Linked DNA regions of Mus musculus: regions 2, 3 and 4 are each linked to region 1. A link is a loop called in an ENCODE intact Hi-C map of the cell type or tissue named here. Cell type or tissue: heart. All regions are shown on one strand. Links, peaks and the distances in the headings refer to the core of each region. The heading gives the core; the rest is flanking DNA. Region 1 holds the start of Gab1 (growth factor receptor bound protein 2-associated protein 1). Region 2 holds the start of Gm31223 (predicted gene, 31223). Region 3 overlaps Gab1 (growth factor receptor bound protein 2-associated protein 1). Region 4 has its middle 14 kb from the start of Smarca5.

Region 1 (7,408 bases), core at 1,094-6,093:
CTACTAGCTGAGCTGCATCCCTAACTACACTTTTTCTTTCAAAGGACTCTCTGTGCTGTCTAAACTTTAGATCCCATCGTAGAAGGATCTAAGAGGTAGGAAAGGATCTGAAATCACTCACTGAACATTCTAGAATGCTGTCTGTAACTCATCATTGGGTGGGGAAAACTGCACAGCTAGGTTCTACTGGAATTGGTCTCTTGTGAGGTATGAGCATACTGTCAAAGCCATGGACCACAGCTTAGAGAAGTGAGCATGAAGAATAAAAGGGATGTCTGATGTTCTACAAAAAAGTCAGACATATCCATAGACTGGAAAAGCCATCTAGAAACAAGAGTGATGTCATATGGTGACTCGGAAAATCAGGCAGGAGATGTGCAGTTAAAGTTGGAAGCTGGAGTAACACTACCTTTTCAGAGTTGACTGATGTGATGCTAGGGCCATATGCTTTAAGGAAGAGGTCTAAATTCAGAAAGATTCTCAAATTGGGCTTGGTGGTGCTCCCTAGTGATCCCAGCTCCAATGAGGCAAAGGCTGGAGGATCAAAAGCGCAAGGCCATCCAAGATAAGGCTAGCAGAGGATTCATAAGAACAAGTCTCAAGACAAAACAAAACACCCTCCAAGCAGGCACCTGCGTTCCTCTCTGGCTGCCTCGGGGTTCTCACCCAGGGTTAATGCTGTGCTCACTCTCTTTGTTGCCGAATGTATCCAGTTCTTTTCTAGCTCCTAGCAGCCCCAGCACCTGTGGATCTACATTGTCTGTGGCTTCTCCAAGCTGTATGCTGCACCTATGGGTCCTGAGAGTTCTGTGTGAAGTCTTTAGCTCAAAGGAGTCAATCTCAACCTACTCCCCCTCCCCTCTTGAAGGGTGAATTCTCCAACATATGCCTAAATATTTATATATTTTTCTTCCATAAAATGTATCAACTAAATTATAGACATTTGGAGGTTAATTACCTGTAATATTTTTTTCTTTCCAAGATAGAGGAGGAGAGAACGTGTCTACCCTTCCTCACTATGGTATTCCAGTATCAGACATTCTGTAAACATTTGCTGTGGAATAAAACTCAGCCCATTTATATATAATAGCATTTCCCAGAATGCCAATTATTTACTTATTTATTCATTTATTTTTTTTGGAGAGGTTCTCACACTGCCTCAGCCATCTACATGCTAACATCAGAAGCATGCGCCATCACACTGCAAATCTTATAATGCACATACATAAATATGATTCAATACATGATGTGAAAGTGGTATAATTTAAATATAATATATAATTTTTTATATAATAATGTGTGGTGGTTTGAATATGTATAGTCCCCATAGACTCATGTGTTTGAATGCTTAGTCCATAAGGAGTGGCACTATTAGGAGGCGTGGCCTTGTTGGAGGAAGTATGTGCGTGTTTGGAGCGGGAGGGCTTTGAAATTTCCTATGTTCAAGCTATGCCTGGTGTGTCACTCAGTCTCCTTTTGCTGCTTGTGCAATATGTGGAGGCATATCTCATGGGCTCAAGCATAAATCTTAGGCAATACTTTTAAAAATTATTCATTTTATGTGTATGTGTGTATGTGTGTTTTGCTTACATGTATGCCTGTGATCCATGTGCATGCCTGATACCTATGGAGACTGGAAAAGGATAGCTGACCTTCTGGGACCATAGAGGTTTAAGAGTAAAATCCAGATTCTCTGCAAGAGCAGCCAGTGTTCTTCACCCAGAGCCATTTGCCAGGTCTTAATGCAACACTTTAAATTCATCTTCTTTTTTGGAGATTGGTTCTTATACTCTATCAAGCTTAGGCTGACCTAGAACTCACAATAATCCTCCTGCCTCAGTTTCCCAAGTGCTGGGGTTGCAGGTGTAAGTTTCTAACTGCAGGTGTAGATTTTTGTATATAGAAATGGAATAAGTGAAACTTATTTGGGAAAAAAGCTCTATTTGAAATTCCAAAAGTTAAATAATACAAGATAGATTACACTTTTCCATTTCAAAAGCACTTTATGGCAAAAACAAAGGGCACTGTCTCTTCTTATATGCAAGGGCTTTTGTCTTATTATTAACTTAGCATCTACTTTTCTTTTCTTTCTTTAATTTCTTCACTCCTGCCTCCATGTCTCTCTCTAGTCTTTCTTTCCCTCCCCCTCCCCTACCTACCTTGGCAGGCCTGGGATTACAGGGGTTCTGCCAGGCAGGGCTCCCAGCACCTTTTCCTCTTTACGACCCCCAAGGTTTCAGACTCAGAACACACATTTATTAGGAGAGCCCCAAACTCATGCTTCTCAGAAATGCTTGTTTATCTATTTGTATTTTCACACAAACTCCCTTTTTGAGACAGGGCCTCTTTATGTAGTCCTGGTCGCCTTAGAACTCACTTTGTGGACAAAACTGGCCTTAAACTCACAGAAATCTGCCTGCCTCGGCCTCCCAAGCGCTGGAATTAAAGACATGCATCACCATGCCCAACTCTTTAAAATTTTTGTCTGATTATATTGCCTTCTAAAATTTGTTCCAAGGCTTTGTTTCAAACACACCCGTAAAGAAGAGTCTGTTACAAGACTGTGTCAAACTCAGCCCAGATATAATAACTGTAAAACACACAAAAAGGCAAATAGAATTAGGGTACCCAGAATGATTTCTTTTCCTGTCCAACATCCTAGCGCAGGTTTTAAACAAACACAACGCCAACTGGAAGAAACAGCCCATGAGTGGAAGCAGTGTGAGACTTTATCCTGTCTTAGAGATACACGCAGCTGAACGCTTTGTGGAGGCTAAGCGGTAGCATCACTCGGTAGAACAGCTCCTGGGTCAGGCCCTAGGCACCCAGGAGGTCCCCCACCCCCTTGGTCTCTGGGTGCACAGTGAGGGTCCTAGCGCGCTCCTGGTCCGGGAGACGCAGTCCTTCAGTCTCTCGAGCAGCCAGGACCCGCTTGAGTGAGTTCTCCTCCTGGCTGGGTTATTTTTTCAGACTGTCAAGTAGGGAAATCCTTCCGAAAACTCTGGATCGCGAAGGCACAGCCGAGTACAAACTCCTGACCCTGGGGGTTGTCAAGATGGCAAACTCAGTCGGAGCTGGCGAGAGTGCCCGGCACTCCCGCTCTCACACTGGGGTGGCGCTGCGTTCCCGGAGACCGCCGCCTTCCATAGCGCGCGGGCCCGGGGCGGCGGGGCGGCGAGGACCCCAGCGCGCCTGCTGACTACAGATCCCAGGGTGCCTCTGCCATCTCGCTCCCTCCCAGCGCCGGCCCCGCCTCCCCAGCCCTTGTTGTTTTGGCTGGAAGCGCTCCGGAGGAGTTTCAGAGAAAGTCTGGGCTGAAGCTAGAGGCGACCGATCGTGGGAAGGGGAGGCAGAAAGGCTAGGAGGAGGAGGGCCGGGGCCCAGGCCGCGCCTCCCCGAACCCGCCGCGCGCCCCCGGGGTGGGGGAGGAGCGCAGGGGACAGGACAGAGGGGTCCCTCCCCGAAGCAGAGCCGCCCTGCGCCTCGTCCCTGTGCTGATCCCCGCCCTCATCCGAGGCTGGAGCGCAGACCCACCCTCCCACCGCGGACCCGCGACCTCCCCGACGCCCGGCGACGCCCTGACCCTCGCTGCTGGTCCGCGAACTCCCTAGGCTGATCAGGACCTGCCCCTGTGCCGGCTGCCACCCGGACGCCGCACGCCTTCCCAGGCGCCCTTTTCCGAGCAGAGGGAAAGAGAAGATCGAGCCCCTCTCAGTGTGAATGCGCCAACGGGCGGAGCGGAGCGGAGCGGACACCGCGCGCGGGCATTGTGTGTGCGCGTGCAGCGTGGGGTCCGCAGCGGGGAGCACCCGCGGGAGGTCCCGTTTCCAAGGGGCGGAGCGCAGGGCTTCCAGTTCTGGGCTCCCTGTCCGGACAGAGTCCCAGCGGAGCCCGACCGCTGCCTAGGCGGCGGGACGGCGCGCCTGGCGGCCAGGAGGGCGCACTGAAAGAAGGTCGGCGAGCCCTGGTCCCCGCGGTTCCCGATCGAGTTCCTCTTCAGTCCGCGAATCTGCGGGAGAGGTTCGATCGCCGACACAGGGCGCGGGGAGCCGGGCCGCCCCGTCGGGGGAATCTGAGACGTCCTCTGGGCTGCGTTTGACTGCCGTGCCCGCCGTGCACGGAGCGCGTCCACTGTGTCCACCGACCCCTTTGGTGTCTGGTCCTCGAGTCCTCACGGCGTGCACCATGAGCGGCGGCGAAGTGGTTTGCTCGGGATGGCTCCGCAAGTCGCCCCCGGAGAAGAAGTTGAAGCGTTATGTAAGTACAGGTCAGGTCACCGTCTGCCCCGCTGCAGCAGCCTGCGCGCCCGGTTGGCTCTTCCACGAATCCCGCCCTCCTTTTCCTCGATCCGTCTCTCGGCCGGCGGGCTCCGGACCGGGTGCGGTCCACTCCCACCCTGACGTCCACTCGGCGGCCAAACTTTCTCCCTCCATATTGCAGACTGCCTCCCTTGTAGGCCTCGTTGCCTGTTAGAGAAGCCCAGTTTTCCAGCTCAAAACTGGCTGCATACTTTGGTTGTTGTTATTTCCATTTAGCAAGGGTGGAGTGAAACAGGGAGAAAGAGCCTTCTTTTATTATCTGTATCAGATTCTCATGGAGCTGTTAAATCTCCCCTCCCCGAGAAACCGCGGAGGTAGTAAGTACTCATGGGTTCTCGATTGGGTCCGCGCCCGCTCTCCTTTGCGCCTCCAGGAGGTGGAGGGAAGTGAACTGTGGACGCAAGAAGTGGATAATATAGGCAAACTTCTCAAAATATTCGCTCAAGGGAAAGGGGAAAAAAGTTCTTATGAACCCTGCCGTCTGCTTAGCATTTTCATGGTTTTGCTTTGAGGACACTGGATTTTGGCCTGAGAACCCTGGCGGTTTGATTCGGCAGGAGGGCGCTGGGGGGAGCCTGGTGGCTGGTGTTTGGGCGCCTTAGAAGCGCTGTCAAGCCCCGCAGGAGGGGACAGCTGAAGCCAACAGGGATTTCTTGATGCTGGCGTTTCTTTTCCCGGGCACCAGAACGGCTTAACTGGTATTTGCGTAATTGATTCAAGATGCTGATTGTGAGATGACTGTGTTCACGGTTAGGAAAACTGTATCTTGAAGGAGCCTATAATACTTGAGTGGAACTATATCCTCATCGGGAATCTAGGGTCCTAAGTCTTCCTTCAGATTGGCTAATTTTGCGATGTACCCTGTCAGTAAAGAAATGACACTTTGTACCGGCATTTGAAACAAGTATTTTTAGGGTGAAATGTGTTTCCCAAAAGCAAAACGTGTACCCACTTAATTAGAGTTTACTACCTGTTTTGATGAAACCTGTTTCTGGTGGAGGGGCGTCTACACCAAGAATCATCGGACTACTCGCTTGCTTGTGTGAAACCAGGCAATATTTATTTTCACGGAGCTCACCAGCGAGTTTCGGGCTCACCTTCTGGTATAATTTAATACAGCCAAGTAATTTCATTGAAAGATGTGATTTGACAAATTGTCAGAGGTTCCCCAAAGATGTCTCTCCATCTGTCACAGTTTGCTTGGATTTCTTGGTAAAGATGGCAACTTGATTCCAGAAATTTGAGAGTGGCAGTGACATCTTCAGAATTAGTTCTAAAGAGACGATTGTGGTGAGGCGATGAGGGGTGAGGAGATAGAGGTAAGGCACTATTTAGGAAAGACGGTTTTAGGATTCTTGAGGAAACTAAAGTACAATATATTTGCTGATCATGCAGTCCGGTGCATTCTTTCATTACTTATGGCCTGCCAGACATACTGAGTTCTGTACTAGGCACCAGCCACAAGGTAAGGAGAAAAGCCTTGCAGGGAAGGAAAATGACAACTAATAAGGGACAGATATGGTGGTATTATATGCCCAATACCACCCAGCACTCCAGAGGCAGAAATGGGAGGCTCCGTGGACAAACTGGTCTCCATAGCAGATTCCAGGCTAGCCAGGACCGTGTCTCAAAAATAGAAAACACAAGCACAAAAACCAAATACAGCTGATTATTTATAAAGATATTAATAATAATATGATTATGTTTACTTATATGTATCATTATATGACCACAGCAATGTTCTCCCACAAAAGTCCCAATCATGCCAAACCTGTTAGCTTCTGAATCAGGGAAGAGTGATTGAATTCAGGGGGGTCTGCGAAACGTGAAGCTCAGATTAAGTCTAAGGTCTTTTCAGTCTAGACTTTCTGTGAATTAGCTGAGAACTCAAGGAAGAAGAACCAATCGGATACACAGTGCTCCAACCTTTGCTCCTAAGTAGTTTTTAAAGTTTGGGGAACAACAAAGTCTTAAAGTAAATGCAGAGAAAGTCAGCCAGAATGCAAAGTGGCTTTTATCTGCATGTCTACATTGAGTGGTGGTGTTTTTATAAATGCCTTCAGGAGAAAACTCAGTCCCTAAATTGTGTTTCAGTAAGCAGGAGGTGGGGGAAGCCAAGGGTTTTCTTGCTTGGTAGAAAACTAGTGGTTTGTGTGTGTGTGTGTGTGTGTGTGTGTGTGTGTGTGTGTGTGTGTGTGTGTTTGTGTGTGGGTATGCACATAGGCATGTATGCACATGTGCGTTTGTGGTGGCCAGAGGTCAGCCTCAGGCATGTCATTCCAGTGGAGCTACCCACCTTGCTTTGCTCAAAGGGTCTCACTGGGATCTGGGGCTTATGGATTAGAGTCGGCTGTGGGCTGGTTAGTGAGATCAGGCATCCTCCTGTCTCTGCGTCACCAGTGTTGGGGTTATAAACTGCAGCAGCATGCTTGGCTTGTTACAAAGGAGCTGGGGTTGGGCTGAGTTTCTTGGGCTTCTGTGGAAAGCATTTTATCACGTGAGCCATGTCTCCAGCTGACTAGTGTTTCTTTACAGTTTAGTGGAGTAGGTGAGGATGGCCCAGGATGGTAATAGACAGGTGACAGCCAAGAGGATGACTGAGGTCTGCTAAGTGACACTTATTTGTCAGGTTTAGTCCTCAGATTTGACATCCTCGGGATGTTGAACCTTTGACTTGGGCATCCATCCAGTTTGATTTTGTTAAAGGGATGGCTACGTAGGATGGCTATGTGTATTTTTCTATTCTTTTCCTTTTTTCTTTTTTTTCTTTTTGGTGAAAGGAATCCTGCAAAGTAGGCCAAAGAATGATTGATAATTTTTTTTGTTTGTTTTTGTTTTAGTTTTTCGAGACAGGGTTTCTCTGTAAAGCCCTGGCTGTTCTGGAACTCACTTTGTAGACCAGGCTAGCCTCGAACTCAGAAATCCGCCTGCCTCTGCCTTCCGAGTGCTGGAATTAAAGGCGTGCGCCACCACACCCGGCTGATAATGGTTTTTATTTTTCAAATTTTTATGTGTGTGCCTGTGGGAGTAGAGCCCAAGGCCTTGAGCCCAAGGCCTCACACATAATTCCAAATGTTCTGCAATTGAGC
Region 2 (7,408 bases), core at 1,077-6,076, 70 kb before region 1:
TTTCTTTCTCTCTTTTTTCCTTCCTTTATTTCTTTCTCTCTCTTTCTGTTTGAAAAGAAATATATTTTCCTACTTTTATCTTTAGCTTTTATAATTTTTCTATTTTAGTTTGTTGTTTATTTGTTTGAGACATGGTCTATTATGTAGCTCTGGCTGGCTGTCCCAGAACTCATTCTATAGACCAGGCTAGCCTTGAACTCATAGAGATCCACCTGCCTCTGCCTCCTGAGGGCTTGGATTAAAGTTGTGTGCCACCACCATGCCTGCTATATTTTTGCTTTTTTTAAAGTTTCATTTGTGTGTGTGTGTGTGCGCACGCGCATGCATGCGAGTAGGTAAGAGGACAACTTGTGAGAGTCGTTCTCTCCTTCCCTTCAAGTACAAAGGGAGGTTCAAACGCAGGTTTCCATGGATGGTAACAAAAACCCTTACTTACCCAACCATCCTGTCTTCTCTCACCTTTTTGTGGGATATTAATTTTACCTCATTGCTTTCACCCATGTGCCTTTATTTTCAGTAGTTAGTAAAAATTCAATATTTCAATTCTTCATTTGTGTGCACATGTGTTGCATGAGTGTGTGCTTGTGTGTCGTGTGTGTGTGTTGTGTGTGTGTGTACATGCGTGCATCCATGAGCATGTGTGTGTGTAAGCCAAAGTAGATATTAGGTACCTTCCCCCATAGTTTTCCACCTTATATTTTGAGACAGGGTCTCTCACTGAAGCCGGAGCTCATGAATTCAGCTACAGTGGCTGGCGAGTGAGCACCAGGGATTACCAGCACACATATCTACATCTGGCTTTTACACTGATGATGGGGATTCAAACATTTTACTAAAAGAACCACATTCCCCACAACCCTCTTTTATAGCCACTCAGAGCACTAATGAGTCCACCACTGGTTTGCTATTGGCAAGTGGCAAATTATATAAACTTTTGCATGGAAGAAATTATCTGAAGAAAAAAAATAACACATCATTTTTCCTACATTTTGCAGTCACGTTTATGCTGAAAATTAGTGAGAAATTCCCCAGAAGAACCTGGTTGGATTTTAATGAAATATTTTATTGATAAGACAACAGAGTCCAAACAGATCTGTTGCGTACTCTCTCATCTCAAGAGTTAATAGCTCCCTTGGTGGAAAATGCAATCACTGAAGTCTACATCATTTTTCTTGGTCATCAGAGAATTCAATAACAGCAAATATAATTAAGGGGGGAGGGAGTGTTCACACCCTTAAAATGATTTACACTGGCAGGGCTCTGATCCAATTAGCAAAGCTGTTACCATCTGAGGTTGCTCATAAGCCAAAAACAAATTGCTAAAACCAAAAACAGGGATTCCCCAAGGCCCCTGGACAGTCTGAGTTGAGAATTCAGTTAACATTTTTTTTCCTTCCTGACTTAAGCACCAGGGATCCTGACCCATGATTATCACACACTGCTTTTTGTTTTCTAATCACCACACGCTATTCAGGACTTTCCGCAGGAAGCAGCCTCTTAGTAACAGGAAGATTTTGTTAGATAAATAAATAAATAAATACTAAAAAGAAGAAGAATCTCTCCTTTCAGGAAAAAGGAAGATGCACCCCAGAGCAGGAAGCTCTCTCACACTGCACTGCCTGTCTGCAGGCAAGGAAAGCAACTTCCCCTAAAGCGGTTCCCTTGTTCCCATAAATTAGCAATTAACCCCTTTTGGTGACCACCAGCCGGACCATTTTAATCTCTTCCTAGTATTTGTCTTTATGACTTATATTACTGTCAGTTATTTAGTCGTTAATCTTTCGCACCAAAGCACTGAGTGTTCTTGTGGGAATCAGAAGCTCTTCCACCCCTCTCCCTCAGTGGCTGCCCCAGCTCCGGTGTGTCGGACTCTTTATGTTTTGGGTTGGTACCGAGGCTCCAACTCAGGGCCTTGATTCTGCCAGGCAAGCCCTCTCCATCACTGAGCTACAATTACCAGACCTAGGAGAGTTCATTGTTAAATAGCATCTTCTCCAGCTTGTCAGGCATTGCAATAGGAGCAGGGGAGACTGGGGTAGGGGAGGGCCAGTGTTCTCCTGTTGCATAGTTGCCTAGGCTAGGTAGGCAGTGCCACTGCACAAGCACAACTCCCCTGCTGTGAGGGCTTGGGATGTGCTACAGCTAAATGAAAATGTACCTTTGTTAGGGGCATCCATCGTGTCTGAGGATGAACGTGAGTAGTGTCTGTTAACCTGTCTTAAGAGTCTTTACAAGACAAGCAAGCATTCCACATATGTACTGAATTAAAAGGGACCTCCCCAAAGGTACCCATAGTGTGCAGGGTGGACAGGAAGGACCTCTCTCCTTGGATTTCCAAAGTCAATGACCTGTGCTTAGGAATCTGTGCTTTTGACATGTTCCTAAGGCTAAATGTTTTTGTTTTGTTTTGTTTTGTTTTGTTTTGTTTTGTTTTGTTTTTATTCTAGCATGTATGTGATGTTCACCATCCAGGCAGGTTCAGAGTACCGGACCAGAGAATTAGAATACACAGCCAGGCCGGGCGGTGGTGGCGCACGCCTTTAATCCCAGCACTTGGGAGGCAGAGGCAGGTGGATTTCTGAGTTCGAGGCCAGCCTGGTCTACAAAGTGAGTTCCAGGACAGCCAGGGCTATACAGAGAAACCCTGTCTCAAAAAACCAAAAAAAAAAAAAAAAAAAAAAGAATACACAGCCAGTGCATAGGGCCTTGCTCCAGCACACACACACACACACACACACACACACACACACACACACACACATACCACTGAATGGCAAATTTAAAAATTACCTAAATGTGGAGAGGAAATGGGATTTAGGCATACTACCAAAGTAAAAACACAAATATCACCTGCCCAACATATGCAGTTACACAAGCTGGTGGCAGTGTGAGCTTACTGTTGCTTCCCAGAGGCTCAGTCTGCAGTTTGGGTAACTTACAGGGGAAGGTACAGTCAGACAAGGTCGAAAAGATCAGACTTATTTTTCTTTTTATGAACCCAAAGAATACTATTCCAGTTGTGCAAAGCTGGTCAAGGGAGAAAATGCTTGAAGCACTCCTCGGCCAGATGATAGCAAGTCAGCTGTCTGGCTGTCTGAACGAAGCACTGTCAACATGGACAGAGCCCTACGTTCAACTCCCCAGCACCACATATATCAGGCTCAGTACATGTTCCAGCAAGCTCCAGGACTGTGTAGGTTGAGGCAGGAGGATCACACATGCTCAAGACCCTGGTTCTCTGAAGGACTAGAACCCATAGGATGAAAATAAATCAGTATATGTTACCATAGTAACAACAGGTGTCTCACCTTAAGAGGCTAAGTGTCCCATAGTTGTTTTGTCCTTGAGGATGGTTCCTCAGCAGTTCGAAGTGGTCCCACAGTAGCTTTCTCATCCCAGAGAGGACAATGACCCACTAGTCTCAGTTCACAAGGCTGGAGCCTCAGCAGTTCTAATCAGGAAGAACCAGGAAGGAATCAGCTGAAGAAGCAACAGAGTAAAATAACTCACTGGCCAGAGGGACACCCAAGCAAACAAAAGGTAATTAATTTTCCTTCTGCAGCACCTTCCTTTAATCTGTGCCACACAGGCTTGGAGTGGGTCTTCCACATCAGTAAAGTCGATCAGGACAATTTCTCAGATAAGGTTCCCATCTTGGTGATTCTAATGTGTGGTCAAGTTAGCATTAAACCCAATCATCACACTGGAAGGGGGAAAAGAGGGAGGGAGAGGGGAGAGGGAGGGAGGGAGGAAGGGAGGAGAGAGGGAGACACTGACTTTATTGGACATGGTGCCTTCTTGCAATCCTAGAATTTGGAAGACAAGGCAGAAGGATACACAGTGAAACTATGTCTTAAACAAAGAGAAGAGGAGGGAAAGGCAGTTAACTTACTAAAGCCAAAAAAAAAAAAAAAATCAGAGGTGGGAAATTGCTTGAGAAGGATTTTAAAGCAGTTATCATAAGAGTATTTCCACTATCAAGAATAAATTCTGGACTGGAGAGATGGCTCAGTGGTTGAGAGCAATGACTGCTCTTCCGAAGGTCCTGAACTCAATTCCCATCAATGACATGGTGGATCACAACCATCTGTAATGGGATCTGATGCCCTCTTCTGGTGTGTCTGAAGAGAGCAATGGTATAGTCATATACATAAAACAAATAAATAAATCTTTGGGGGAAAAAAGCATACATTCTCCTTCAACAAAGAAAAAGTTGAAAATCTCAGTAAAGGAACAGAATGCATTAAGAAATGGAAAATACCGTAACAGAAAGGGGGTGGAGAGTGAAACTTGACAGGGTTGGAGTGGAGCCTTGAGGCTCTGACCCTTAGCACTCAGTGGAAGGATTCACTGCAGAAGCATTTGAAGAGATAAGCTAGGCAAATGACTGGAAGGTACAGGAGGGAGAGACTACTCAGGATGCAGAGTTAGCCCCAAAAGTCCTGACAGGCAACACTGAGCGCATCATCCATCAAAAGCTGGCAGAGGGAGATGCAGATGGTACAAAAGCGCCATCCCTAAAAGACAGTGGGAGAGAGCAAAAGGCATGTGGGGAGCTGCGGAGAGGGCTCACTCGGAGGGAGGGACAGGGGTGCAGGGGACGGGTGAGTGGGTAAGAGCACTTGCTCTTACAGAGAGAGAGAGAGAGAGAGAGAGAGAGAGAGAGAGAGAGAAAGAGAGGTAGTTTGAATAAGGGTAGCCCCCATAAGCTCGTATATTTGAATGCTTGGTTCCCAGTTAGAAGAACGGTTTAGGCCCTGACTTTAATCTTTAGCCCAAGAATAAAGAAATTTTTTTTTAAAAGTATAAACACCAAATTCTGGCAAGAATATAGAGAAACTGGATCACTTACATATTTTGTAAACTTCCAAAATACCATTAACTGCTGTCTTGATTAAAAACTCCAGCTAGCTGAAACAGGAAACCACAATTAGTTTTCTGCTGATCCTGTCAGCTGGACCAGAAGAAATTAAAGTGAAGGCACCCACCCCCACCCTTTTCCTCAACTAAGCTGCCAGCAAGTAGACAAGGCTGCTTAAGTATCCAGGAAATACCTCAAAAGAGGAAGACACCAGCTTTTAAAATGTGCAGAGTTCATCTAGGTCATAGGTCGTGGGGGAGTGGCCAGCAAAAATGGCCACTTCTTCAGTTTGATCTGGACAAACCTCTGGGGGGTGGGGTTGAGGGTGGGTCAAGGAGAGCCTTGAGAAACTGCAATAAGTCATCAAAATGGCAGACCCAAGGGAAGATGACCCAAAACCCCAGCACAGTCTCCCTCACTCAGTTTCGATGTATCAATCCCTACTCTGTCATTTCCCAAGTCTTACAGTAAAAATGTGTGCATACACGTTTGACTCATACACACAGGCCGTCTCATGCACGTCAGCTCTGTGCACGAGCTCCTTCCTGTTTGTAGCAATGGCTCCAGTTAACTTTGATCCTCATCCTTCCTGCCAGTGGCAGGCAGAAGTGCGGGGCACTGCCTCAGAACACCCTGTCCCTGCCCCCATCAGTTCATCTTCTGCTCCTTCCTTGCCCTGATGATGACTGTCTGTGACCCATAGGATCCCAGGAGAACTGGAAGAAACAGAAAGGCTGGGAAGGGCTAGGGGTATAGCTCAGTTGAGAGAATTGCTTTCCTAGCATTCAAGAAGCTGTGGGTTTCATCCACATATACCAGGCATGATGGATGGCACAGAGCCTTGACATCAGTCAGCAGTCAAGAGTTAGATAGACATAGGAGGACCTTCAGCTACACAGCAAGTTAGAGGCCAAACTGAGAAAGGTAAATCTATGAGATCTTGACAGAAACAACAAAGCAATAACAAAAAAAAGGAAAAAAAAAGAAAAAAGGAAGGAAGGAAAGCAAGAGAGAGAGAGAGAGAGAGAGAGAGAGAGAGAGAGAGAGAGAGAGAGAGAGAGAGCCAGGCAGTGGTGGTTCATTCAATTCATGCCTTTAATTCCAGCACTCTGGAGGCAGAGCCAGGTAGATCTCTGAATCTGAGACCAGCCTGGTCTACAGAGAGAATTCCAGGATAGCCAGGGCTACACAGAGAAACATTGTCTCGAAAAACAAAACAGCAACATAACAAAAAGAAGAAGAAAGGAAAACTGGAGGGGAAGCTGAAAAGAGGCAAGAAAGTTGTGCTTCTTTTTACTGCTGTGCTCAGTATAGAAGTAGGGTGTGTGGGCATGTTTGGGTATGGACTGGTTAAGTTCATCCTGAACTATGATCATGAGTGAGTTCTTCATGCCTTCTTCCTAAGGCAGTGCCCTGAGATCCATCACTTCACCCACTGGTGCTTCTGACCCCATCCCACCTCAAAAGAGAGCTCTTCGTTTATAAAGAAGAAACTCACCCATGTGTGATGATTAGCTAGGGCAAGTGAAAGTACATACAGCAAGTGTCAGCCTAATGGCTACAGAAACAATGTATGGAGCTGAACTCTTGCCTCGGTTTCTCTCACCTACCAATAATAGCTGAAGGTTTGCCATCTTGTCAGCTTGTTGAGTTCACCTTCTTCTCCCAAACCCACCCCGAGTCCATGATGTCAAGCCCTGCTAGGCTTTTCCCTCAGGTTGTGTTAAAAACCCAGAGTGCTTTGCTCACTTCACAGCCTCTTTCTGTGACCCTAACAAGCTGAGATGTCTTTCCAGATATCCCCTTTTCAAGTAACTTCTCTGTCCCTGTCTCTGTAGGGCTGGCGCTAGACAGACAGAGGAAGAGCCTCCTGGTCCATAGTAACAAATGTTCCAGGCATTTTCTCCCGTTTTTTCCTGCCAGCCTTATCCTGTGCCAGCTGCCTCCCTGACAGCTTTCTTGGTTTACTCTATTCTGGTTGAGGAACAATTCTCTGGGAACCTTTCCCTGGTTTCTGACTTTTGAAAACCAAAGCAAAGATGTTCTTATGGTATAGTGGGTAACAAACATGTTCCACCTTTTTTATTGTTTATTTGTCAAAAGCAAACTATTGATTTAATTTGCTTTTGTGACAGTTCCTAGGCTGGGGACAGAACTGAGCCCCATACAGTGTCTACCTCACATGCAAGAAACACGGTGTGATCCTGAGCACTGAACAAACCAAGGAGTGCTGCGATGTCTACAATCCCGGTCCAGCACTTGGGAGGGGAAAGCAGGAGGATCAGGAGTTCAAGATCAGCCTCACCTACCTATACCTCACCTAGCACCAAGGCCAGCCTGAACTACAAGGATGAATTTTTAGATGCATTTGACTTACCAAAATTAAGCTGAGATACATAATTTAAATATTTAAGAAGATCTATAACAATGAGATTGAAGTAGTAGTAGTAATAGTAGTAACAATTCTCTCAACTAAAACCAGCCTTGGCCCTGACAGAGTCACAGGAATCATTCCTGAATTCCACCAGACTGTAAAAGAGACGTACT
Region 3 (7,408 bases), core at 974-5,973, 110 kb after region 1:
GCTATTGCCAGCCGTCCCTGTGTGATAGTTATAAGAGAGCACATCTGGAGATGGAGGTGCGCAGCAGGCCTGCGTCCTCACTGCACGGGGATTATCTGATAGTGTGTGCCCTCAGTCAGGCTTGGCTCCCTCCCTCCATCCTCCTTACCTTTCCAGGCAGTAACTCATTGTTTCCCTTCTGCTTCTGGGCTGCTGTGAGCCCAGGTTGTCTCCTGTCTTTGTATATGTATATGTTGTTTTCTGTTGTGAAATAGAATAAGAAATAATTTCAGTGTTTTTACTATGGCATGGCTTAGAAAATGACAGCTAAACTCTTATTCACCTTTTTAAGTTTTTGTTTTGTTTGTTTGTTTGTTTGTTTTTAAAAAGGGAACATGAAGAAAAGTCCCCTTTCTTCAGCCCAGGATGCTGTATGTGTCTGTTTTAAGGATACAGATGGGAAAGCTCTTAACTCAAGATTTCTAACTCTATCTTTACTCTGCTTGAGCTGTGAGCCTATGTGATCTGCAGCTTTGAAACGAGAACTTTGTGCCCCTGTGCTGTTGATAAGATAGTTGATTATGATTACATATTTTTGAACCCAAAGTAAGAAAACCTAGGAGGTTTTGTTTTGTTGTTTTTTATGATTCTTTTGGTTTGGGGTGTAGCAACGATTTTAGTGCTTTCTACACATCATTTTACATATGAAAAACTATACTGAGGCTTCAATAGTGGGGACCATGTCTGACACAGATGAAGATGAGATTCATAAAACAATTCATTAATGCGAGCAGTGCCCAGAGGAGCTTTAAAGGGGCATACTTTACGTTGTCGTTTAATTTATATTTACAGGTAGAGGTTAGACCTTGAGCTGAGTCAAGCAGTATCGTTGTGTTGAAGCCATATATAGTAGGAGCAGTAGTAGAGGTTAGACCTTTCGTTGCTGAGCGTTAGACTCTGTGTAAGACGATGTCTGCCTACCAAGTGTGAATTGCAGCATTGAGGGGGCCTTGTTTATTTTGTGAAGTTCTGTCCACTCACACCGTCCCTCCCTTTCTTTGCAGTCAAGCCGGCACCTTTAGACATAAAACCTCTGTCAGAATGGGAAGAGCTGCAAGCCCCAGTCAGATCTCCCATCACCAGGAGCTTCGCTCGGGAGTAAGTGTTCTACTGAAAACGCACAGTTGGAGTGGCAAGACAATGAAAATTGTTTATTTCAAGAGAGATGGGTTGAAAAAGAATCTAGAGAAAGCCCAAAGTCAAGAGTATCTTCATTTGTCATAATAAAAATGCCCGATATGTAACTGTAAACTAATGACCATTGCAGAAAGAGCATGTTGGAGATTGCTTTTATATGGGTGGGTATGTGGGGTGATTTGACACCTGTTCCGTTAGGTTCATGATGTCACTTTCTCTAGCTCCTCTAGGTTTCCCATGTCCCCTCGGCCTGATTCTGTGCACAGTACGACATCGAGCAGCGACTCTCATGACAGTGAAGAGAACTATGTCCCCATGAATCCAAATCTGTCTGGCGAAGACCCGGTATGTGCAGGCCTCGTGTTCATTTCTCTACCTGAGCTGCCCTTTGAAGCGAGTTCAGCTTAAAGTGTTCTATCTGTACACATTTACCCTCCCGTCTTTCTTCCTATCCTTGAAAAAACAATGAAATAATTTTTAAGTGATGCTTTCTTACGTACTGTCAAAGTCTCAGACCAGCTGGGATCAAACTGTTCTGTTTGTACAGTTGGAAATCAGTGAAAACATGAAGGTTTTCATTACAGCTTTCTGTAGCTTGTAGCAAGTTCCCGAGGCAATCAACTTATAAAGACAGAGAAGGTGTCCGTGACTTGGAGTGTTAGGAGTGTCTGTGATTGCTCAGTGTTGTCACTTTGGGCCAGTGGTGACACATGGTTGTGGCTAGTGGCACAGCAAAGCTATTGGCCTTATGACCTATAGTGAAGTGAGACAAGGAGCTTGCTTGATATGATATGTTCAAAGAAATATGAGGTGATAAATTTTCAAAATTCCACATAAGCAAACTGGCCGACACTGGGGCCAGAGAGCACGTGCTGCTCTTACTGGAGTTCAGCTTCCAGTACACTGCAGATGGTTCACTGCAGCACCTCTACCCAGGGCATCGGGTAACGTCTGCTGTGTGCCAGGTACAGCTGAAAAGTCAACTGTCCCCTCTGCAGCTTCCCGTGCCACCACGACTCTGACCCTCCCAGCCCTGCATTAGATTGTCAAGCAAGCTTCATCAGAGCTCTTCACTCTTGGAACACGGTGTGTTGATGGAATGCCATGGAAGTTCACAGGGCTAACATGCTCTTGGACTTATTAAATCAGTGTAAACAAAATTAATAGTCTTAGAAAAGCTAGGACAGACTCATTACCACATCTGATTTGTGTGTAAAGGTCAAGTCACACGTCCACCAAGTGAACTCTAACTAGATGGCCTAAATTTTAGCCATGGTCCAGCACTTCTGCCATAACTGTCCCTAGGGAATAACAGAAGCATCACTCAGTTTTCTATATGTAAGAATTTTAGAAAACCTAGCACTATTGTTTGTTTTTTTCCTTGATATACAGAATATCTAGAACAGTCTCTGAATCTTAAAAGTTTCTCTAAAAACTGTGTGGAAAACACTGGGTGACAGGCTACTGTAGAGTCTAACAGCTGGGTTTCAGCCCTACTTTAAGATGAAAAAGAAGTCCAGTTCTGCTGATAATTAGACAGAGTTCAGTGAGAAATGCTGACAGATTCTCTTGGGGAACAGCTGGCTGCAGTTGACTGTGCCAGGTCCTAGGGATTTATGCCTTGCTTTTATGACTTTATAATATTGTAAAAATTGTCCCAGCCAGCGCAAGGTAGGGCATGGGTGTGTTTGCAGTTGTCACCTTTAGACACAAAGTGTTACCCTCACCCCAAGCTGAGAGTGAAAGATGGTGTCCTTCAGAGGACAAAAAGATTGTTATTGCACATTTCAGGGTTCCTTTCTCATAACCTAGGAAAGGGGCGAGGGGTGCCAGCCATTTTAACTGGGCATCCAGATGTTCCTGAATTCTTGTGAGCTGCGCCATTGGTCTGAAAGTTCTTGCCAAAGTCTGTTTCTGTTTCTCTACATCAAGCTTGTTTGTTCTTACTTGTTAGTGCTGCCCTCTATCTTCCTGGTTGTGCTACATGATTCTAGAGAGTTTTATCATATGCTTCTTAGAGGAAGAATGGCATCAGACTAAGAGAAAACAGAAAAGTTACTGGAAGGACCGCAGTCATGATCCACATCCTTTAGTTAATGTACTCCAAATTCATTCTTCTCTAAATACCTAAAAGTTAAATGTGGATCTTTAATTCTTTATTAATTTTTTTAAGATTTATTTATTATTGTATGTAAGTACACTGTAGCTGGTATCAGATTTCATTATGGATGGTTGTGAGCCACCATGTGGTTGCTGGGATTTGAACTCAGGACCTTCAGAAAAACAGTCAGTGCTCTTAACCACTGAGCCATCTCTCCAGACCCTTTATTAAATTTTTAATGCAATATGTTTTGGCCGGGCAGTGGTGGCACACATGTTTGAACCCAAAACTTGGGAGGCAGAGGCAGGTGGATTTCTGAGTTCGAGGCCAGCCTGGTCTACAGAGTGAGTTCCAGGACAGCCAGGGCTACACAGAGAAACCCTGTCTCGAAAAAACCAAAGAAATACATACATACATATATATATATATATATATATATATATATATATATATATATATATATATATGTCATATTCTTTCCCCTCCCCTCCCTTTGAAAGCAAGAAATATGAGGATCCTTCACTATAATAATGTAACTGGGTACATACATATATGGTTTTCTTTTGTTTTGCTTTGTTTTGAGATATGAAGTTGCAGTTGTTAACCTAGGACAGTCCTTTTTCACTGTTCAAGGTTTATTTGGTGTTTTCATTGGCATGACATTTAAGTGGTTGGTTCCATCACCCATATGCAGATCTTACATTTCACATAATATTGCAGTGCACACTACAGACACATATAATACATAAAATATCCTGTAGAATATTTATGCAAAGTTATACATAATGGACGTACACACTGGAGCCAGGTTATGACTAACTGGGAACTCGTTGGCCTAGGCATGCTTGGTGAGGGTGCACAGGGCAGCAATGCAGAAGGCTCGCAGGGTAATCAAAGCCTGCACAGTTGGCAGTGTGTCTCGGAGACAGTGGGACTGTCACACTAACCAGGTTACCACTACACAAGTACCACTTGGCAGCAGGGCAGAGCTGTGGGAACTGAGATGTTTCCCCACACCACCTCAACATCATTGTACTAACCACAGCTCAGATGAGAAGGGTGTGGTCTCCATAGAATCCCTGCTGCAGCCTGGACAGTGAAGTGCGAGGACACTGGGAAGACTTTAGAACTGCAGCTCCTTCTCGATTCCCCAGAGGGTGTCTGCACTCTTCTTCAGGCGGGTCTCTTCCTCAGGAGTCAATGTCACCTTCACAACATCTGAGATTCCATTTTGTCCCAAGATACTTGGGACACTGAGGAAAACGTCATCATTGATTCCATAGAGACCTTTAATCATGGTGGAAATGGGATGCACCCGCCTAAGGTTCTTCGTTATGCTCTTGGCCAAGTCTGCCACAGAGAGGCCAATGGTCCAGGATGTGTAACCTCTCAGCTTGATCGTCGTATATGCACTGTCCACCACCTGCTTTTGAGCCTCCTTCCACTGCTCCTTAAAACAGTCTGTATCAGTGCCCAGTTCTGGGTTCAGAGACTTCAGGGAGACGCCAGCAACGTTCACACCACTCCACACAGGGACACTGGAGTTGCCATGTTCTCCCAGGACCCAGCTGTGACAGCTCAGAGGGTGAACCCCCAGCCTTTCTCCCATCAGGTAACGGAACCGAACTGAACCCAGATGGCAACCACTTCCAATAACTCGACTTTTGAGACAGCCACTGATTTTCCGAGCCACTTAGGTCAAAATATCCAAAGGATTTGAGACAATCAGCAGCGTGCAGTGTGGACTGTACTTGACAATGTTGGGAAGGATGAACTTGAAGATGTTCACGTTTCGCTGGACCAGATTAAGTCAGCTCTCTCCTTCTTGCTGACGGCCCCTGCTGTGATGACCAGCTTGGAGTTTGCAGTCACACAGTTGTCTTTGCTGGAGACCGTTTTTGGTGTTTTAAGGAAGAGGTTGCCACGCTGGAGATCCATCATCTCTCCCTTTAGCTTGTCTTCCATGACATCCGCCAAGTCCTTCATTAAGATACGGATGGCACAAGCCATGCCAACAGCACCAACCCCAACAACTCTAATCTTGTTCTGGGGGACCTGTTCTTCCTTAAGATCCACAGTCAGCTGGTCTTTGAGGGTTGCCATCTTGGACTTTGAATCTTTTGAGACCGCTAGAGCACGATGGGGGGTGATGGGCAAGCAGCAGCGTGGCCTGGGCTCAGCGACAGTGGCTCCAGCACCAGCCTAGGACAGTCTTGAACTTGTAATTCTCCTTCATCATCGGCTTCCGGATATCGGAATTACAAGTGCGCTTTCACACCCAGACCTGCATGGTTTTAAGAATGAGAGCTTTTGCAGCTGTCTGTGACTTGATGTCTAAGACTTTTTTTTATTATTACTCTTTACATAATTCTGAGTGTGTGTGTGTGTGTGTGTGTGTGTGTGTGTGTGTGTGTGTGTGCATCTTGGTTAGGGTTTCTATTGCTCTGAAGAGACACCATGACCACGGCAACTCATATAAAGGAAAACATTCCATTGGGGCTGGTTTATAGTTCAGAGGTTCAATCCATTATCACCTTGGTGGGAAGCATGGCAGCATCCAGGAAGGCCTGGTGCCTGAGAAGGAGCTGAGCATTCTGCTTCTGAGAGGGCAGGCAACAGAAGTGAATGTCTGAGCCGGAGGCAGACTTGAGCTTCTGAGACCTGAAAGAGACCTCAAGTGACACACCCATTCCAACAAGGCCTCACCTCCTAATGGCGCCACTCTCAATGTGCCAATGGGGGGACCATTTTCTTTCAGAGCCTCGCAGTTTGTTTCTGCGAAGGGTTACTTACCTGTGCAAACATGAGTAAAGTTATTTACTTGAGTAAGGGACAGTTACCAGTGGCTACAGCACTCAGGCTGAGTATTAGTTTAACTAAATTTAACTTCAGAGCCCAGGAGTTCAAGACCATTTTTGAACAAGGTAGTGACCCTCCCCATCCCCCAGGGGGAACAAGAGAGGGTGGGAGAAGAGGGCATCTCCTGAGTGTCTGCCCACTGTTCGCTGTTCTGTTTTCAGAATCTCTTTGCCAGCAACAGCCTTGATGGGGGAAGCAGCCCGATGAATAAACCCAAAGGAGACAAACAAGTCGAATACCTGGATTTAGACCTAGATTCTGGGAAGTCCACGCCACCACGGAAGGTAAGTGAGCCCGTGTTCTCTAGATAGGTCAAGCACACTTTGAGGGACCATGTTCTTTGGGGAAAGTTGGGGGCCTGATTATTTAAATTTAGTGACTGTTGTTTCCTAAGTCACAAGCAACAGAATCATGAAGTCTGATAGATTTGTTTCTCCCTTTGTAGAGGTCGGTCAGTTGTGCAGTTTCTACTCGTCATGGTCAGTGCTTTTGCTGTCTTTAGAATGAAGAAAATGTGGCTTGGATGAGTGGGGTAGCCACATCTTTAATCCCAGCACAGGGAAGACAGAATTTATCTGTAAAAAGGAAGAAAAGGAGAACATGGCTCATGGCTCAAGTCATATGCTGTTTTGTCTTAAATTTTAATTTCTATTAAACCTACCAATTACACAGTTTCTTTATAATTCTTTGGTTTTGGTGGGTTTTTTAAATATTTAACATATATGTGGGTATATGCACATGGGTGCAGTGTCCCTCAGAGACTGGAAGAGGGCATTAGCTCCCAGGAGCTAGAGTGACAACGGGTTCAGTTCCTCCGAAAGAGCAGTGTACAGCCTCCCCCACCCCCAGCCCTCCTTCCAGCCCGTGCATCACTGGACTTACTTTGTTATTTAAGTCCTATTTTCTTACATTGTTTTTGGCTTATCATTCTCTCTTAGACTCAGATTTTCAACAGTGTCCTGTTGAAGTCCCTGTAATCTGAAGGTCTTTTGGTAGTGAATTCTTCTCAGGTTGTGTATAACTGAAGTCTCTTTATTTTAGAAACAAGTTTTGTTGAGATCACAGTTCTTGTTTTTTTTCCTGTGACATAATTACATAATTTTCAATAATTTGAATTCTGAAAATAAGGTTGAAAAAAATTGAAAGATTTGCTTACAGAAGATGCCATTATTTGCACAGAGAAAAGCTCACGGCAGTCATGTTAATGTGTGTTGGAAAAGGCCGCTGTCATACTGTCAGGGTAACTGAGCTACTGAGTCAGTTCTTAACTGA
Region 4 (7,408 bases), core at 959-5,958, 130 kb after region 1:
ATGAGAGACCAACCAATGGTACAATGGTTCCTCAACCCAGATACCTAATTGTCCCCATGCCTGGCATTTAAGTTGTGACTGTTTTGTCAACTAAATGGCTTATAAATATGCCCTGTAGTGGTTTTTTCCCTTAGATTCTTTTAATGGTATATATTGATGATCTTAATTTTTGAGATTGCACTTCATCAAGGTTTCATTTGGGGGTAATCATTTTGGTCCTCTTATTCCAAAACCCTGAGTTTTTCTATATAAGCATTGTTGCTGGGTTTTTGTTGTTGATGGTGGTGATGGTTGTTGTTGTTGTTGTTGTTGTTGTTATTGTTGTTGTTTTGAAATGTGGTCTTACTGTGTAGCCCTTATTGGCCAGCAACTTATTACATAGACCAGACTATTCATGATCTCAGGGAGATCTGCTTGCCTCTGCCTCCCGAGTGCTGGGATTAAAAGTGTCCATTTCCACACCTGTTAACATCATTATGGTCTTGCCCTTCACAAGTATACCTATAGCCCACTGAACACTGATACACATTCCTTCTTTCATTCCTGTCCACCAGCATTTATTGACAGAAGCCACACTGCCTAAGAACCCACACAGCTGGGGTTCTGTTCTGATGCTTGCTGAGTGTGCTTTTCTTAGGAGGACATTTCATTATCACAGTGCTGCACTACAAATTCGAAATCTCGTAAAGACTTCTTCCACACTGTTTTCTCAATACTGTTTTGCCCTATGGTGCTTATATGAGTGTTTATGATCAAGAGATCAACTGAAGCTGGTCAGGATAGTGCACACCTTAATCCCAACACCCAGGAGGCAGAGGAAGGTAGATCTCTGTGAGACTGAGGCCAACCTGGTTTACATAGTGAGTTCCAAGACAGCCAGGACTATGTAGAAAGCTTCGTTCTTAGAAAATAAAAAACAAAAAAAATGAGAAAGAAAAGCAGCAGACAACAAAGGACATGAAGAAAATCATTTATGGAAATTAATATGGAAGTGTCTCAAAATCTAGAATACAAAACTGCTGTGTGAGCTGCAGATACCCAAAGGACTCAATCTTGTACCTCAGAGAGACCTGCTCACCTACACTCATTGCTTCTCTAGTCACAATTAGCAAAGGAATGGAAGCTACTGAGATGCCCTCAACAGACAAATGGATAATAAAAATGTGGTATGTACACACAACAGAATTTTTATTCAGCTGTAAGAAAAAATACATTCACAGGAAAATATATCTGGAAAGTATTGTATAATAGAAGCCCAAACTCAGTGCATATGTATGTATGTACTTATGTATGTACATATATATGTATGCATATTGCACTTTTGTATGCGTATATGTATGTGTGTATGTATATGTATGTACATATGTATGCACTTACGAATGTGTATATGTGTGCATGTACCTATGTATATGTGTATGTGTGTATGTATGTATATATGTGGGTGTGAGCCTGAGTATAGGGTATGAAACTATAAAGGAGACCAGGGAAGGAGGACAGATATTAAGAAATGGAGGGCCGGGGCCTAGCAAACACAGAAGTGGATGCTCACAGTTAGCTATTGGATGTATCACAGGGCTCCCAATGGAGGAGCTAGAGAAAGTACCCAAGGAGCTAAAGAGATCTGCAACCCTATAAGTGGAACAACATTATGAACTAACCAGTACCCCGGAGCTCTTGACTCTAGCTGCATATGTATCAAAAGATGGCCTAATGCCGGGCGTGGTGGCGCACGCCTTTAATCCCAGCACTCAGGAGGCAGAGGCAGGCGGATTTCTGAGTTTGAGGCCAGCCTGGTCTACAAAGTGAGTTCTAGGACAGCCAGGGCTATACAGAGAAACCCTGTCTCGAAAAACCAAAAAAACAAAAAAAAACAAAAAAAACAAACAAAAAAAAAAGATGGCCTAGTCGGCCATCACTGGAAAGAGAGGCCCATTGGACTTGCAAACTTTATATGCCCCAGTACAGGGGAATGCCAGGGCCAAAAAGTGGGGGTGGGTGGGTGGGAGGGTATGGGGGACTTTTGGGATAGCATTGGAAATGTAAATGAGGAAAATACCTAATTAAAAAAAATCTTAAGACAAAATAGAATTGATGGAAAATGGCTTTGTACTTCTCAAAATGGTTCAAAATAAGGCCAACGTTCTCTTTATGTCACTAACTTAAATTCAGCTAATTCTAATATTGAAATTAGATGTGTTTTGTCATTAAGATATCTTAAAGGGGATTTGATTTATAATGGCATCTTTAAAATTTTTATGACCTGTATTGTGCAACAACTTCTTAATATAAATTTGATAGATTATTCCCACAACTTGACAGAAATACGAAAGACAAACATACAAGTAGCTCTAATCTTTGAAATGTACCAATAGACAACATTTACATACTTGAGAAAATAGCATGTTGAGGGAAAAAACACAAAGAAACCATGTTTTTAATTTGAGGCTCAGCTTGAAATGAAAGGAATTTATGCATATGAGTTTCTAGTTAATAATCAGTCTTAGTTACATGTGCTTATGATCCACTGAAATAATTTAATGGAATTATTGTAATTTACTGACTATTTTCTATATTCCAGCAATCAATTGCAATACTTTGAAACTCCTTGTGTATTTTCCAAAGTCTTATAAGTTATATATGAATACTTATGTGTAAAAAACTAGTGAGTAGAAGATGTGGATGTTTCTAATATTTTAGAAAGAATAAATGAGATGAAAGTTATTTTATATATTAAAATCCCAATAGCATATATGTTGGTTGCAATTTGAATTTAGAAAGTCCAGCTCCAAATACCATTGCCTCACCTAAACTGACATGTACATTGTTTTTATGCAAATATATTGGACAGAGAGTTATAATCTTCTCAGTTGGGTTTTCCTAAAATAAAGTATCTGAAAGAAAAAAAAAAAGAAATGGGGGGAGGACAAAGGGACAGGTGCTGCAAAGGTCAAAAGGAGGCTGCTGGACATGGAGGGACAGGAGGAGGAAGGGGTTAAAGAGGAGGGAGAGGGAAGAACAACAGAAGTAACAATTGTTTGAAAACGTTATAATAAAACCTAACACTGCATGCAAACGATAAAAAAGCAAAGCAACCAACCAACCAAAACTCTGCCAATCCAAAACACAACAATGTAAAACAGAACAAGAAAGCTACTAATGTGAAGTGGCAGGCTTCCTGAAAACATCATGATGGCTGCTTTATATTGTGTTCTTCACAGCCCTTTCTTAAAATTCATACATAAGTCTAAAGATGTTCACAAAATGTTGTTCCCTATAAGGTATTTTCACAAGATGTTTTTAATAAATATTACAGTCACAAGTTCCAAACATGAACACAGTTTCTTCTTTCCATATCCAAGTTATGTGTGCTTCCAAGGGAATCTGTGCTGTTGTGGACAAATGCACATGTACTGATGTGACTTCAGTTAGGTTGCTGAAGGAGCTCTCGCCTCTTCCACAGGATTTCATGGCAGCTGGTCTGCCGCTGTGATTGTTAGGGAGCCGCCTGCGCCCTCTTGTGGACAAAACTGAATCTTCAGGACCTCTGACAATGGGAATACACTCTTTACCATGCCTCTTAAGAGGTTCTCTGTTCAACAGGTTCTTTATTAATTAAATTTGCTCTTTGACAACTTCACCTACGCACATAATGCACACTGACCAATCTCTCCTCTCCCTCCCCCATTTCTCTACTATCCCTGTCTACCCCTCCCTCACCCCAGTCTCTTTACTTTACCAGGGATATCTGTCCTTCTGATGGTATGGAACTCTCCAGTGGGGCCTGATAGGCTCTGCAGTGGGTATACACTGAAGACAGCGACTTCATCCTCTCCCAGAATCTTTCAGAACCTAACAGTTTAGCACTAACGGGTGCTAAGCGCAAACCTCTTTCTAACCTGGATCATTGACAGGCCCAGTCTTGTGTAATGCAAGTTTTGATTTTGTGATTGCAAAGGTTGTGTTAAGCATATGGATGGCATTCCACAGCCCTTTGCCCCGCCTTCCAGCTCTTACATATGTCCTACTCCCTCTTCCTAGCAATCGGTGAGCCTTAAAGCACTAGTATGGATGGATGTCTTGTTTATGGCCGAGCCCTCGACCATTGCTTACTCTCTGCATCTTATGCATTCAGTCTGAGCCATTCTCTGCAGAGGCCTGTCTGACTGAAGCTGAAGAGTAGCTTTTCTTTGGAGTATAAATGTACCTATTCTAAAAGCAGTTTGATGCTATGTTGATTTCGTTAAAGAACAATATTAATCTTCTTCCCCTACCTTGGACCCCCCTCCCCCCAGCATGAGTTGTTAACCAGGATTATAGGTTCCCACCCATCTTGATGTCCCCATTGTTGCAATCGAGACCGGTGGCAGCAGAGTCTCCTGTTACGGTTATGATAAGCAACCTAGAAGCCTGACAAAGCCTGCATTGTCCGTGAGCAGGAGGGGCTCTGGGACCTCCCCGACCAACTCCCACAGAGCTGTTCCACCTGTGGGAGTGGAACGTTTCTGAGTGAGTGACCCAAGGCTGAGAGACCAGATCTTTTGGGTTGACTCCATCTTAGAGAACCTGATCTAAGGTTGAACTCAAGCTTAAATAACAGGCTAGTAACTAGCACTAGTTTCCAGGCCATGCCCCCAACAAGACCTGTGTCTAGCATCAGTTTCCAGATCATTCCCCAACAAATCTGCACCCCCAGGTTACAAGCCTGCCCCTGACACTTCACTTCCTAACAACCACAAATCAGAAGGAAAGCAGAAGTTAAGTTTATGGTTTGGCTCCCAGCACCAGCCAATTATGTTAAAGGCCACAATTCCCCCCACCCCGCCCCCATCAGATGTGTACCAGGCTAGATACCCCTTTCTTGCCTCTATAAATATTTGCCTGAAACTAGACTTGGGGTCCTCTCCCATTCTTCTGCGTCAGAGCTGGTGGTGTGGCCCAAGCTCAAGCTTGACTAAAGATACCCTAATGCTATTGTATCTGAATTGGCTCCTTGGTAGTCTTTGGGTTTCCTGGCACGAGCAACAACATCTGTCACCTAGCCGTGAAGGCAGGCAACTCCTTCAACTTCTCGTGTATTTATTTGTTACAGGAGGGGAGGTTTCCACAGAGGCCTTTACACAGACCCTTCATTTGGAACCCCCCACCCCCACTCCCATCTCCTTAAATCTTCCAGTCCTCCTCCATGCTCAAACCTTTTCATTCCAGTGTCCCCCACCCCCGCTGCCACCTGTGTCCTCTCCACTTTCCTTAAAGCAACCCTGGCTCCAAGTCCCCTTCCTAGTTTCCCGACTCCCATGGGCACTCAGAGATAAACAGTTTGCAGAAAGAATATGTGACCTTTGCCCTTGTTGGCCTGGTTAGTTTATATAACTTCATCTGTTTTTTTGTTTGTTTGTTTGTTTGTTTGTTTGTTTTCTTTTTGTGACAGGGTCTCCCTCTGAAGACAAGATGTAAATAAACTCAAAGAGATCCACCTGCCTCTGCCTCCTGATTGCTGGGACTTGCATAGTGAGTCAGTCAGAGGTATTTAGTGTCAAGCTATCTCCCCTTCTTCTCCCATAAGCCAGTGTTAGGACCCATCTTCCCTTCAGTAACTCCTTTTTGGAGGCTTCTGTCCACACTCTGGCCACTCACTCTCTACCCTAGTGACAGTGCCTTTTGCTCCTTTCAGCAAACTTCAGGGTGACACACTCACAGTACACTGTCCTCAGGCCACTCCTGGGAATCCCAGGGACGTCTTCTCCACCTACTGCAGACATCCACTCCCTGGCTTCCGTTCTCAGTTCTGTGAAATCTAACCAATGTGCCAGATGACCAATTACCGTAATTTCTTTCTCTTTAAGTAATATTTTAAATTATCTGACAATGTCATACATATAACAATCCCCCTCAGTTAGTTTCAGGACTCGCTCCAGGTTCCCCTGGAGGTACCTGTGCCACCCTTCCTGCTGCCTAAGGTACTGGAATAGGTTCATTTTCTCTCCCAATTATAGAAAAGGCAGGAGGGAATGTGTTACTAAAAATATTGGGAGTCCCAGGAGTGCCATCAGATGACACCGGAGAACTCAGGCCTCCTTGAAAAGTTTTCATTAAGAAAAGAATTAAAGAGAGACTTGAATGGATATTCAAGGGTAATGCATTCAGTTTAAAAAGTAAACTCCAGGGCAAGGAAGCTGTACAACCTTGAAGCTGTGTGGAGGACAATGGAGAAGATAAGCCTTGGAGGTGCCACTAACAGGCAGCCGCAGGGCAGGGATGGAGCTCCAGGGAGAGCAAGGGAGTCCAGACCCTTAGTCTAGTGGTTTAAAAACAAAGGAAAGAGTATGGGGGAGTTCTGCCCTTCTGAAACTTTATGCACAGACCCAACCACACCTCAAGGAGCTCATCTCTTAGGGACTGCACCAGAGCACAGGAATTCTGGGAAGGAAAAGTGTATTATCTTAAGGTGAACCCTCCTCCCTAGGGTGGTTCCTTAGCCAGGTGCCTGATCTGCAGGCTTAACCCTTGGGCCTCTTTCCACCTAGAGGTAATTTCAATGCTTCCTCCATTGTTTAAAAACAACCCTCTCAAAGTTATTAGAGCTGCTTCCTTGAGCATGTGGCCAGACCTCTGAAAAAAAAGTAACATTGCCCGCCCAGCTGGCCCTCCAGTGGGATGGAGCCTCGGGAGCCCTTTCCTCCACTGGTTTGAGTCTTGGGCAATGTAAACAACGAAGCAATAAAATTGAGAAGGTTTGAATATGAAATAAAGCTTCTATAACAGGTCATATTGTGCTCTGTAGGAAAGGATGGCCTCATCTGAACCAAAATGCTTGGAACCTAGTGATTTAACACGTTTTTAACACGTTGCTGGAGTTGATCTATACAGACTGGGCATTGGGCAAAACTATAAAATTAAATTTAGGTTATAACAGTTGGACCAGTATTAATTGTTAGTGATTTGTATTGTTTTTAATTGTCTGGTGAGGCTTAGGTGGGTGTATGCTCAACTGCAGGTCCTGAGGAGGTTACAGTTACAAGAAGTTTTTTGTTAATCCCACAGATTCAAAGAGAAAGACCACCAACCCAAATTATGGCCAAATCAAAGCAAGCTTTATTTCTGTACGTGAGAGCTGGCCAATGTCTGTCTCCCCCTAAGGCGAGGTTCAAGCCAATTTTCCTTATCCTTTTCATAGGACCAAACCACAGGGTAAGGATGGGAGGCATTTCAAGCAGACGTGGTTACAGAGAGACCAGGCATTAGGAAGCAGTGAAGGAAATCTCCCCTAGAACATCAGGCACAGAGCAACTTGAGGTTACAGGGTGAGGTGCAGCCCACTTTAGAGAAATAGCAAAATGGTTCCTGATCTTAAAATGGAGTGGGGCTGGTTTCTCATTGTGAACTTGCCCCCTGCCTCATGCCTGCTACT

What was found. A loop is a pair of places that touch in the nucleus more often than their neighbours do. Peaks named below come from ENCODE experiments on the same cell type or tissue, not always from the same donor. Only the 100,000 strongest peaks of a DNase experiment are listed, where the experiment ranks them.
Region 2: a loop joins it to region 1, with 2.1 times the contacts of the local background. A loop is called at or near these places in 3 of 42 quality-filtered maps.
Region 3: a loop joins it to region 1, with 6 times the contacts of the local background. A loop is called at or near these places in 14 of 42 quality-filtered maps.
Region 4: it touches region 1 in a loop (3-fold over the local background); 13 of 42 quality-filtered maps call a loop at or near these places.

The regions. Positions count from the first base shown.
Region 1 is chr8:80,876,381-80,883,788 of GRCm38, reverse strand. It overlaps Gab1 (growth factor receptor bound protein 2-associated protein 1), which reads left to right and starts at 3,310. Exons shown (of 10, transcript NM_021356.2): 1 at 3,310-4,257. The coding sequence starts at 4,186. In heart, for the core only: CTCF peaks have their summits at 3,106, 3,929, 4,656 and 4,860; DNase peaks (open chromatin) are centred at 3,338, 4,258 and 4,898; H3K4me3 peaks cover 3,783 bases; H3K27ac peaks cover 2,778 bases.
Region 2 is chr8:80,946,600-80,954,007 of GRCm38, reverse strand. Gm31223 (predicted gene, 31223) reads right to left here and starts at 5,052. Exons shown (of 4, transcript NR_168642.1): 1 at 4,853-5,052; 2 at 3,309-3,451. In heart, for the core only: a CTCF peak has its summit at 4,134 (motif pointing left); DNase peaks (open chromatin) are centred at 1,517, 5,107 and 5,407.
Region 3 is chr8:80,768,663-80,776,070 of GRCm38, reverse strand. It overlaps Gab1 (growth factor receptor bound protein 2-associated protein 1), which reads left to right. Exons shown (of 10, transcript NM_021356.2): 7 at 1,044-1,137; 8 at 1,398-1,521; 9 at 6,298-6,420. It also overlaps the pseudogene Gm7997. Among named protein-coding and RNA genes, the nearest start is that of Smarca5, 33 kb to the right of the region's middle. In heart, for the core only: a CTCF peak has its summit at 3,141; no DNase peak of the experiment used is centred there.
Region 4 is chr8:80,749,623-80,757,030 of GRCm38, reverse strand. No RefSeq gene overlaps it. Among named protein-coding and RNA genes, the nearest start is that of Smarca5, 14 kb to the right of the region's middle. In heart, for the core only: a CTCF peak has its summit at 3,516 (motif pointing left); a DNase peak (open chromatin) is centred at 3,490; H3K27ac peaks cover 411 bases.